3 separate regions of the Homo sapiens genome follow, and all the other regions are linked to region 3. A link is a contact called in ENCODE Hi-C or POLR2A ChIA-PET data. All regions are on one chromosome and are shown on one strand. Each heading gives the region's core, a stretch centred on a gene start or an enhancer-like site at or near the end of the contact. The rest is flanking DNA. Distances are from core to core; before and after follow the strand shown. Region 1 has its middle 8.5 kb from the start of MIR3916. Region 2 holds the start of FLJ39095 (a long non-coding RNA gene). Region 3 holds the start of SH3BP5L (SH3 binding domain protein 5 like).

The links. A loop is a pair of places that touch in the nucleus more often than their neighbours do. ChIA-PET counts read pairs that join two places held with the same protein, here RNA polymerase II (POLR2A). Pooled maps may share reads with other maps.
Region 1: a pooled map shows a loop between it and region 3 (10-fold over the local background). The contact joins the enhancer-like site here to the promoter of SH3BP5L in region 3. A Hi-C loop is called at or near these places in 4 of 37 single-sample maps with no recorded cell type and 13 of 50 pooled maps. POLR2A ChIA-PET finds 5 or more read pairs at or near these places in 3 of 52 experiments (BJ, PC-3 and Panc1).
Region 2: a map of CD8-positive, alpha-beta T cell shows a loop between it and region 3 (18-fold over the local background). The contact joins the promoter of FLJ39095 here to the promoter of SH3BP5L in region 3. A Hi-C loop is called at or near these places in 1 of 168 maps with a recorded cell type or tissue (CD8-positive, alpha-beta T cell) and 9 of 50 pooled maps. POLR2A ChIA-PET finds 5 or more read pairs at or near these places in 1 of 52 experiments (OCI-LY7).

What each region holds. Positions count from the first base shown.
Region 1 is chr1:247,209,159-247,211,996 of GRCh38, reverse strand. No RefSeq gene overlaps it. Among named protein-coding and RNA genes, the nearest start is that of MIR3916, 8.5 kb to the right of the region's middle. RefSeq lists silencers at 939-1,198, 1,339-1,548 and an enhancer at 1,033-1,532. Within about 2 kb of position 1,561, at least 35 of the 41 ENCODE cell types and tissues checked have a DNase peak (open chromatin) inside an H3K27ac peak, as active enhancers do; they include PC-3, where a contact is called at or near this core.
Region 2 is chr1:247,102,815-247,106,064 of GRCh38, reverse strand. It overlaps FLJ39095 (a long non-coding RNA gene), which reads right to left and starts at 1,554. Exons shown (of 3, transcript NR_147502.1): 1 at 425-1,554; 2 at 1-72. ZNF669 (zinc finger protein 669) reads left to right here and starts at 1,709. Exons shown (of 4, transcript NM_001142572.2): 1 at 1,709-1,868. The coding sequence starts at 1,866. RefSeq lists an enhancer at 1,464-1,758.
Region 3 is chr1:248,824,465-248,827,418 of GRCh38, reverse strand. SH3BP5L (SH3 binding domain protein 5 like) reads left to right here and starts at 1,504. Exons shown (of 7, transcript NM_030645.3): 1 at 1,504-1,584; 2 at 2,053-2,666. The coding sequence starts at 2,484. MIR3124 (microRNA 3124) reads right to left here and starts at 1,042; the gene lies at 976-1,042. RefSeq lists enhancers at 813-912, 983-1,032, 608-1,158, 1,143-1,402, 1,159-1,710 and 1 more.

The DNA.
Region 1 (2,838 bases), core at 312-2,811, 1.6 Mb after region 3:
AGTTATGTAGAGATACATGTAGATGTGTACACGTGATTGGTGCATAAACTCACCCAGTCTCCCACACCATAGGAGGAAAAAGACAACCAATAGCCTGTTTATTAGCGCCAAGGCCAAATACCAATATCAGAAGTTTGTTTAATCTATTTTCTGTATATCTAAACTTTGGAAGTCAAAGCTGTGGAAGACCTGAAGACTGGGGATTAGGTCCTCCTGGGGGCTCCATTGTTCTTTTTTTGACTGTCTGATTTTTGGGAGGAAGATGGACAGCAGGCGGGGCAGCAATGGTCTACCTGTGGACACTCTCTTTTTGCAGCCCTTGCTCTCTCTAGGGCCCTGTCCCTTCAGCCTTTGGCCTGGGGAGAGACGTTGATAAGGAGGACCGATCTTTCACTGCTGGAAGGAAATGAGGGTTCAGACCGTTCACCTCCCTCAGAGCTGCACGGCAGTGTGACAGCCACTGGCCATGTGTGAGTACTGAGGGCCTGGAATGTGGCTGAACAGAGACGTGCTGGGAAGGTGAAATACAGAGTGAGTTTCACAGATTGACTACCGAAAATTATATAGTTCATTAATATATTGATGAATATTGAGATATTGATCATACATTGAAATGATAATATTTTGAATATATTGGGTTAAATAAATTATTACAATCAGTTTCACCTGTTACTTTTAATGTTTAAAAGGTGGCTACTAGGAAATTTAAAATTCACACGTGGCTTACATTTTATTTCTTAAAGGATTGCCTCCCTTTTTGAAATTTCAGGCTGCCTGATCAAACTACCAGAGGCCAGAAAGGTCATAAAATCTGAAATGTTAAAATCATTGCCATTATATTGTTTTCATTTGTGAATAACATATATATATTATTTATAAATGGATATAACCTTATACAAAAGGTTAAATGAAAATGCCCCCTGGGCTGGGCCAGGCCCAGCGCAAGCAGGAAGCCCTGCATGAAAAGGCTGCAGCCAAGAACCTGTCACTTTGTCGCCCTCAGCCCAGCGTCCGATCACATCCTCCGTCACTCAGGGACTGAGGGGGCGGGGCCTGGAGCCCTATCCAATCAGGGGCGCTGACGTAGGAACCGTCCAATCGGGCGTGCAGCCGGACAGAAGGGCGCGGCTTCCGGGATCTGGCGGGGCCTTCGTCTCTCCTGCCAGCCTCAGCTGGGTCGTCTTCTGTGCTCGGCGTGCTTTGCTCGGGGAAGCTCAGGTGGCCGCCACAGCCTCTTGCCCTCTGACCTGCAGGTATCAGGAGATCCATAGCTAAGCAGCCTGGACACCCGGGAAGCTGGGAAATGGTGAGTATGTGGGCGGGGTCCCGAGGTGGGCAGGGGGCTGATGGAAACGGGCTGGAACTGGCTGTGGCGGCCCCAGGCCTCCCCACAGCTGCCTCCGGAGTCTGCAGACCCGAGACCCCGCTGGACCCGCCCGGCCCTCAGCTTCCCCTGGCCTCAGGATGTGGGCTGGGCCGCCAGCCTCACCCGGCGTCCGGTCCGCTTCTGCGCTCGACTTCCGCCCGGCGCGTCCCCTCGCTGGCAGCTGTGCGGTGGCGACGGCAGGGGCCTGGGGGAGAGCCCCGACCCAGGAGGAGCCACTGCGTGGGAGGAGCTGTGGGCTGTGGGGTCCCAGGCCCTCCTTTCTCCTGGTAAAAATGAAAAGGGAATCAAGGTTTAAACGTTAAAGAGATTATTTGAGCAAAGAGCTGTTCATCAATGCAGAGCGCCCAGTCATGGTTTGTGGGTGCTTGGAGCAAAGGCTTTTGTAAGGGGCATAAGGAAGCGAACCAAATTCAGAACTTGGTTACAGTTACAGTTGTGGAGTCGCCTTATGTGGACTGTCCAGGTGGAAATTTCCTGGTTATTTAATGAGAGGTTAATTGGAGGTTTGTGGTTGGTTCAGGCTGAAAATCGTTTCTTCCTAAGGTAGTAATTTACAAGACATGTATTTCAGTTAGATTTTTTTCCTTAGGAACCGATGGTCCTAGTGCTACTTCAGTCTAATTGATTGCTAGTTAATTATTTTAAACACTCCAGAGGGGGACTGGTTTTCCACTGCGTTTCCAAATGTGTGGCAAGCACGGTCTCACATCCACCATCCTGTCCCCCCAGCCTGTGTGTCCTTTATTGTACATTTCACACACAGTGTTTTCATCATTTTTTCACAGAGCATTGGATGGCACTTTTTTTAGACATCTGTTTTCTGTTTGTAAACATTTTATGTGAGCAGAGAAGAATCACCTGACACACTGCTTTAAAAAAAATCTTTGTGTCTCTTCTTTTATCTTCCCCAGGCACAGACACCTTATCGGAATGTCTTTGGTTTGAGGTTCTGCTTTGGAAATTTTACAAGGTCATGTGTCCTCAGCCACCCTCCAGTCTTTTTCTGTGCCTGGGTTTCATAATTGTCTGGGGGTGACCCATCTCAAGGCATGTTTAGTGAACATTAGCACGTTGTTCCTTTCCTCCCAGAGGACAGCCTCAGTGATGGAGGTGGAGCCTCTTAAGGGAGCAGATGGATGCCCTGGGGCTGAGAGGAAGCTGGTCCTACCCTTCATTTACAAAGCTAACCCCTTAGGACATGCAGATTGTCTTCACCCAACTCCAGCGTCTGTTCCTTGGGGACACATTGCTGGTCAGCCAGTTGGATGCTGATATTGAGAAGAAAAAACAGAAATGATTTCTGACATCTGGATTCTCTCAGACTTGTGAAGGGGGAAAAACTGTTCCAAAGGACAAGGAAGACCCACTGCAGTGAGGGGGCGCGAGAATCTGCAAAGTCAAGCCACTTGGGGCACCCAGTGGGGCACAGTGTGGTGGCTCCTGGGCAAGGC
Region 2 (3,250 bases), core at 305-2,804, 1.7 Mb after region 3:
TTTGTAGAGATTACCGGGAGCCCGGCGTTGGGCACCAGAGACCAGCCTGGGCAACTGAGGGAGACCCCATTTCTACGAAAAAAAAAAAAAAAAAATTAGGCAGGCGTGGTGTCCAGTGCCTGTAATCCCAGCTACTCCATGAGAGATTGGACAAAACCTGGGACCAGAGACTGATTTTCTTCTAAAATGCTTTCTCCAAAATATTTTTAAAAGAAAAGGGGGAAATTGGAAAGGAAAATGTTTTGAGCCCCCCAGATCACTAAGCTAAAGGGGAAAGTCAATCTGGGAACTGCTTAGGGCAAACCTGCCTCCCATTCTATTCAGAGTCATCCCCTGCTCACTGAGATGAATGCATATCTTATTGCCTCCTTTGGAAAGGCTAATCAGAAACTCAAAAGAATGCAACCGTTTGTCTCTCACCTACCTGTGACCTGGAAGCCCCCTCCTGGCTTCGAGTTGACCCGCTTTTGCTTCAGGTTGTCCCGGATCAAACCAGTGTTCATCTTACATATGTTGATTGATGTCTCCTGTTTCCCTAAAATGTATAAAGCTGTCAGATACAGTCAGTTTCTCTTCCAAGGTTTGGCATGTTAACTTTCTTGTTTTTTTGTTTTCGAACTCAACTTTCTTGTTCTCCATGCCTCCTTGCCCTTAGTTACTGTAAACAACCTTCCGTCAGTTCTAATCAATAACTCACATCTGTTCCCTTGGTTACCTGCTCTGCACCCATTTCTCCCTTGGAAACCGCAAGTCCCACCATTGTAACTCACATCCCCCTTCCCCCTTCCTTATTTGGGAAAATATTCACAAATAGCCAACCGGGTCAGTTTAGATCGTGCGGTCTGACCCCAGCCCATGCCAGAGGTAGGGACTGCGTTAGGAATAAAAACCCCTGCTTTCCTCTGTTCAGTGTGCTCTTGCGATCGTGATTGATGCGAGCAGCACGCTTCTGCAGAAGTAAATTGCGTTGCTGAGAAAACTTTCGCTTGAGTGCTGGTTTCACTTTGCGGCACCGAGCATTTCTCTCCAACAAAACCAAGCTGTGCTCTGACCACCTTGGGCACATGTCATCAAGGACATCCTGAGGCTGTGTCATGCATATGCATCCCCAACCTTGGCAAAATAAACGTTCTAAATACTCTTACCCCAAATGCTCAGGGAGACTGATTTGAATAATCATAAAACTCCAAGCCTGCACTCCAGCCTGGGAGACAGAGCAAGATTCTGTTTCAAAAAAATAAAATAAAATAAAAAAACTCCGGTCTCCCGCACAGAGGACACTGCGTGAATTACTCTTTCTCTATTGCTATTCCCCTGTCTTGAGAAATCGGCTCTGTCTAGGTAGCGGGCAAGGTGAACTCCCTGGGCAGTTACAGAACTGTCATTATATTGCTTCCAATTTTATATATATATATATATATAAAAGGCACAAATAGCTATAACTTGTATACAGGTTAAATGTGAATGTCCTTCTTGCATGGTCGGATCCCAGCGCAGGAAGGACGCACCGCCTACAAACCGCTAGGCCAAAAGCGGTCATTCTGACCTCATCCAGCCTCACGTGAGATCGCAATCTCCTGTCACTCAGGGCCTGAGGGGCGGGGCCTGAAGCCCCATCCAATCAGGGGCGCTGGGGTGGGGACCGTTCAATCAGGCGCGCCGCCGGAAAGGAGAGGGCGGCTTCCGGGATCTGCCTGGCGGTTGCTTTGTCTCTCCTTCGCCGGAGCCGGCTCTTCCTGTTAGTCTCCGCTGCTAGTTCTTGGCTCTGGGAGGCCCAGGTGGCTCTGCAGCAGCCTCTGCCACCCTGTGACCTGCGAGTATTGGGACATCCCTAGCTGACGCCAGGACACCCGGGAAGCCGAGGAATGGTGAGTGGACTGCGCCTGGCTTCCCGAAGTGGAGAAGAGGGCTGGTTGAAACCTGCTGTGGCGCGACTCGGGCCTCCACGCCATCGGCTCCGGAACCTGCGGACCGAGTCGCCGTGGCGTAGCCGGGGCTCAGTCCTCTTCTGTTCAGGGCCGGGCCGGGCGGGGCGGGCAGCGGAACCCCTGCATCCTGTCTGTACCTGCGGGCGCCACTTCCGCCGGCCGGAGCCCTGTCGGGAACCCCTCGCCTCCCCTATCCAGGTAGTGTGGTGACCACGGGAGGGTGATGCGGGAGAGCCCCGACTCGGTGTCTCGGTGTGCGGGGTTCCAGCATGGGAGGAGCTGTGGTTCATGGGGCTTCCAGTCCCACCTTTCTTCCCCTAAAATTAAGCCGAGGCTTTGTTAAAACGTTAAACCGTGTGTTTGAGCAAACGGCGATTCATAAACCAGGTACCGCAGTCATGGTTTGTGGTTTGGGGTCCACAGAAGGGGCGTAAATGAGAGGCTTTGATAAGGTTAATGAGGAAGCAAACCATATTCTTTTTTTTTTTTTTTTTTTTTTTTTTTGGAGACGGAATCTCGCCCTGTCGCCAGGCTGGAGTGCAATGATGCAGTCTCACTCATTGCAACCTCTGACTCCCGGGTTCAAGCGATTCTCCTGCCTCAGCCTCCCGAGTAGTTGGGATTACAGGCGCCCGCCACCACGCCCAGCTAATTTTTGTATTTTTGGTAGAGACAGGGTTTCGCCATGTTGGCTAGGTTGGTCTCGAACTCCTGACCTTAAGTGATCCGCCCGTCTCGGCCTCCTAAAGCGCTGAGATTACAGGCGTGAGCCACCGCGCTCGGCCAAAATATTTTTCTGTTTACAAACATTTTACATGAGAGGAAAGCGGAGAATAAACCATCTGACACTCTACTGTAAAAAAATCTTTGTGCCTCTCTTCATCTTTCCTAAGTGTGCATATTACCAAAATGTCTTTAGGTTGATGTCCCCCTGTGAAAACTTTACAGGGTGTTGTGTCCTCAGCCCTTGGTCTGCTTGCTCATCTCTCTGCTAATACTGTGCTGTCCTGAATATTTTTGGTTGAAAATCTTAAAAGTATGTTAGGCAAGACATAACTCTTTTTTTAGATGACTGAAAATCATTAGACATTTGTCATTTTTACTAGGTATGAAAAACTAGTTTTTCTTGCCTAAAAAAGCCTGATTTGGGAATTTATGTGATTTCACAGGAATAGCATCTGGAAGTGGTGACATTAATGTCATTTTAAAAAACATGTGCCATATTTCCTCTTATTCCATTCTGCCTTGACATTGTGCAATAGAAATTTAAAAATTGTATTAGTAAATTGTTAAATATCAATTATTGGTTTTATTTACTACTC
Region 3 (2,954 bases), core at 255-2,754:
CGCCTCTAATCCTAGCACTTTGGGATGCCCAGGCGGGTGGATCACCTGAGGTCAGGAGTTCGAGACCAGCCTGGCCAACGTGGCGAAACCCCGTCTCTACTAAAAATAGAAAAATTAGCCAGATGTGTTGGCATGCACCTGTAATCCCAGCTACTCGGGAGGCTGAGGCAGGAGAATCTCTTGTACTCGGGGGTGGGGGTGGGGCGGAGGTTGCAGTGAGCCAAGATCGCGCCATTGCACTCCAGCCTGGGCAACAAGAGTTAAACTCCGTCTCAAAATAAATAAATACATAAAAAAGCACTCTAACTTCTATAGCTGCTAGCTAGCAGACACATCTGGCCGAATCGCATCTATGCCAATCAAATCTGTAATTTTTCACTTCTCCAACACTATTGAGCCCTGATCACCTTCCTTCCTTCATTCTCCCTTTGAAATGCCCAGTCACTTCTGTACAAATCGGAACAGAGGTCAGTTCTTTTCCTTTCTGTAAGTAGTTACTGAAAAAAGTCTTTTTCACTGCTTCAATGTCTAGCTGGGTTGTCTTTGACAGGATCCAAAAAGGAGGGGAATTCAGCCCATTTGCCTTTTCCATCTGCAGGGCAAAGTTTTGAGTTGACTCTGAGGAAGTTACGCCTTTTGTAAAAACAAAACATCCAACCCTGAATGAAGCCCTTCCCCTTAGGCCTAGGCCCTCCCCTCACCAAGCGACACCTAGAGGTGACAAGCAGGCGCTCGCTCAGGGACCTAGGTAACGATACACAATGCCATGTAACAAACTCCTGCTCATCGAGGGCATCTGACCCTGGGTGCACGAGTGAATTAACTGAGTTAATGTTGACTAAGTTCCTGGTTAGTATTCACGGAGCAATTGGTGACCCCACCAAAACGTCGTTCAAGGTGCAAGGTCCAGAGGCCTCGAGGAGTGGGATTTACACATCGGAGCCGTCCGCTCAGACGCCGTTAGTGGAGGGTTCCGCCGACTTCACGGGAGTGAGGAAAGTCACTTTTGGAAATCGACTTTGCCTTCGCCCGCGAAGCCCGCCAGCGTCCGGACTCGAGTTGCCCCCGGAGCCACTGCCGGAAGTTTACCAGCTCACTTTCGGCGTCGCGCCCGCCTCCGTGGAGCAGGCCGGAAGTGGCTTTCCGGCAGCCGCCGCCGCAGCTCCGTAAAGCAAGATGGCACTACTCACTCTGAGGCTATTATCTCCGTTTTATATCTAGTATTCCTCTTCTCACCAGTTACTCTCGATTTCCGTCCCGCGCCCTAATTTTCTTCAGCACCACATTCTCATGTTTTTCTTTCATTCAGCCTTGGTGGAGTATGGTCTGGAGGCAACCTACGGCTAGCCTGAGCAACGTGGGGCACCATTTTGTACGGAAACTGAAGGCAGGGCGGGGGAGTGTGAGGCCTCCCGAGGAGGCCCGGCTTGAGAGAGAGCGTGGGAGGGAGAGCGTTGTTCACCGATGATGTATTTCCGCTTCTGGTCTGCCTGGTCGTTTTTGGTTGGATCGGCTTGTTGCGGGGAGGGAGGGGGGGAGATTGTTTGCAGCATAGAAGCTCCGCGGACGGGAAGGTAAACTGAGGTAAGGCTGTGCGGGGGGCTTTTGCGCATGGCTGGGTAGAATGGACGGGAGTAGGGTCCTTGGGATTGCGGAAGAGTGTGGAATTGGAGACGGGAGGCTTAGATGTCTCGGGTTGGACAGAGAAGGTGGGGTGGGGCTCGGGGTTACAAGGTGAATCGCAAAGCCGGGCTGGGGTGGAGTGGGACGAGCGGGAGACCACAGGAGATGGAGGAGAGCCTAGGGGTGCAGAGGAAAGTCTCGAAGGCGCTGGTTGAGGAGGGCCTGGGTCGAGAGGAGCTGGGACGGGGGAAGAGTAGAATCTAAAGTCCTTGAGGGCTAAGGAGAGAAGTTGAGGTAGGGACTGGTCGGAATACATGGGTGGGGGCGTGGTGAGAGTGTAGTTTTTGGGAGGCTGTAGAGTTGGAAGGGGCTGGTGGCTGCGGTTTTGATGCTGACATGACCATATACTTGGCCTTTGTTTCTCTGCAGCTCCCCAGAGACGCTCATCCTACAGCCTCAGCTCGGGCCCAGCCTTCTCTCTCCAGCTGCCACCACAGCCTGGAGGCGCCTGCCTCCACCCTCCCGAATGGTGCTCCTCCTAGCAGGCCTCGGTCCAGGATCCAAGCCCCCTTTGCCCCCTGCCTTGGAGCTGTTGCTCCGGGTTTGTCACAGTGGACTCCCTGTGGCGGGAAGGGAAGAACTTTTGCACAGACAAGGCTTCAGCTCTAGGAACCCCACTGACAACTTGAATCTCAACCTCTAACCTAGTGTGAGGTTCTTCCTGTGCCCACCTTTTCTGCCTTTTGAGAAGAGAAACTCTTCTCCTGGCCATCTAGAGCCCAGGAAGCCCCAAGCTGGGGCCCTGGTCCCAGCATGTCAGTCCTCTCTTGTGCATAGGGCTCTGCCCTCCCCCTGTCAGCATGGCTGAGCTCAGACAGGTTCCAGGAGGGCGGGAGACCCCACAGGGGGAGCTGCGGCCTGAAGTTGTAGAGGATGAAGTCCCTAGGAGCCCAGTCGCAGAAGAGCCTGGAGGAGGTGGAAGCAGCAGCAGTGAGGCCAAATTGTCCCCAAGAGAGGAGGAAGAACTGGATCCTAGAATACAGGTGAGAGCACTGAGAGCAGGGAGAGAAGGAGAGCCCAGATTCCAGCCTCCCTGAAGAGTGTTGGATGAATGAGGGCTTAGACTTACTCTGTCCCCAGTCTGCTGGGGCAGGAAAGGAGAACAAGTTTGTCAACAAATCATTGCAGGGTAATGTAACAAGTTCCAAAAGAGTTGTGTGTCTGAAGTGCTGATGGAGTGCAGAGAAAGGCCTGGCCTTAGTGCTTGGGAGGCATTGCTGAAAGCTTCACTGAAGGAGCAAAGTGTCACTTGGCAGTAGATGGAGGAGGCA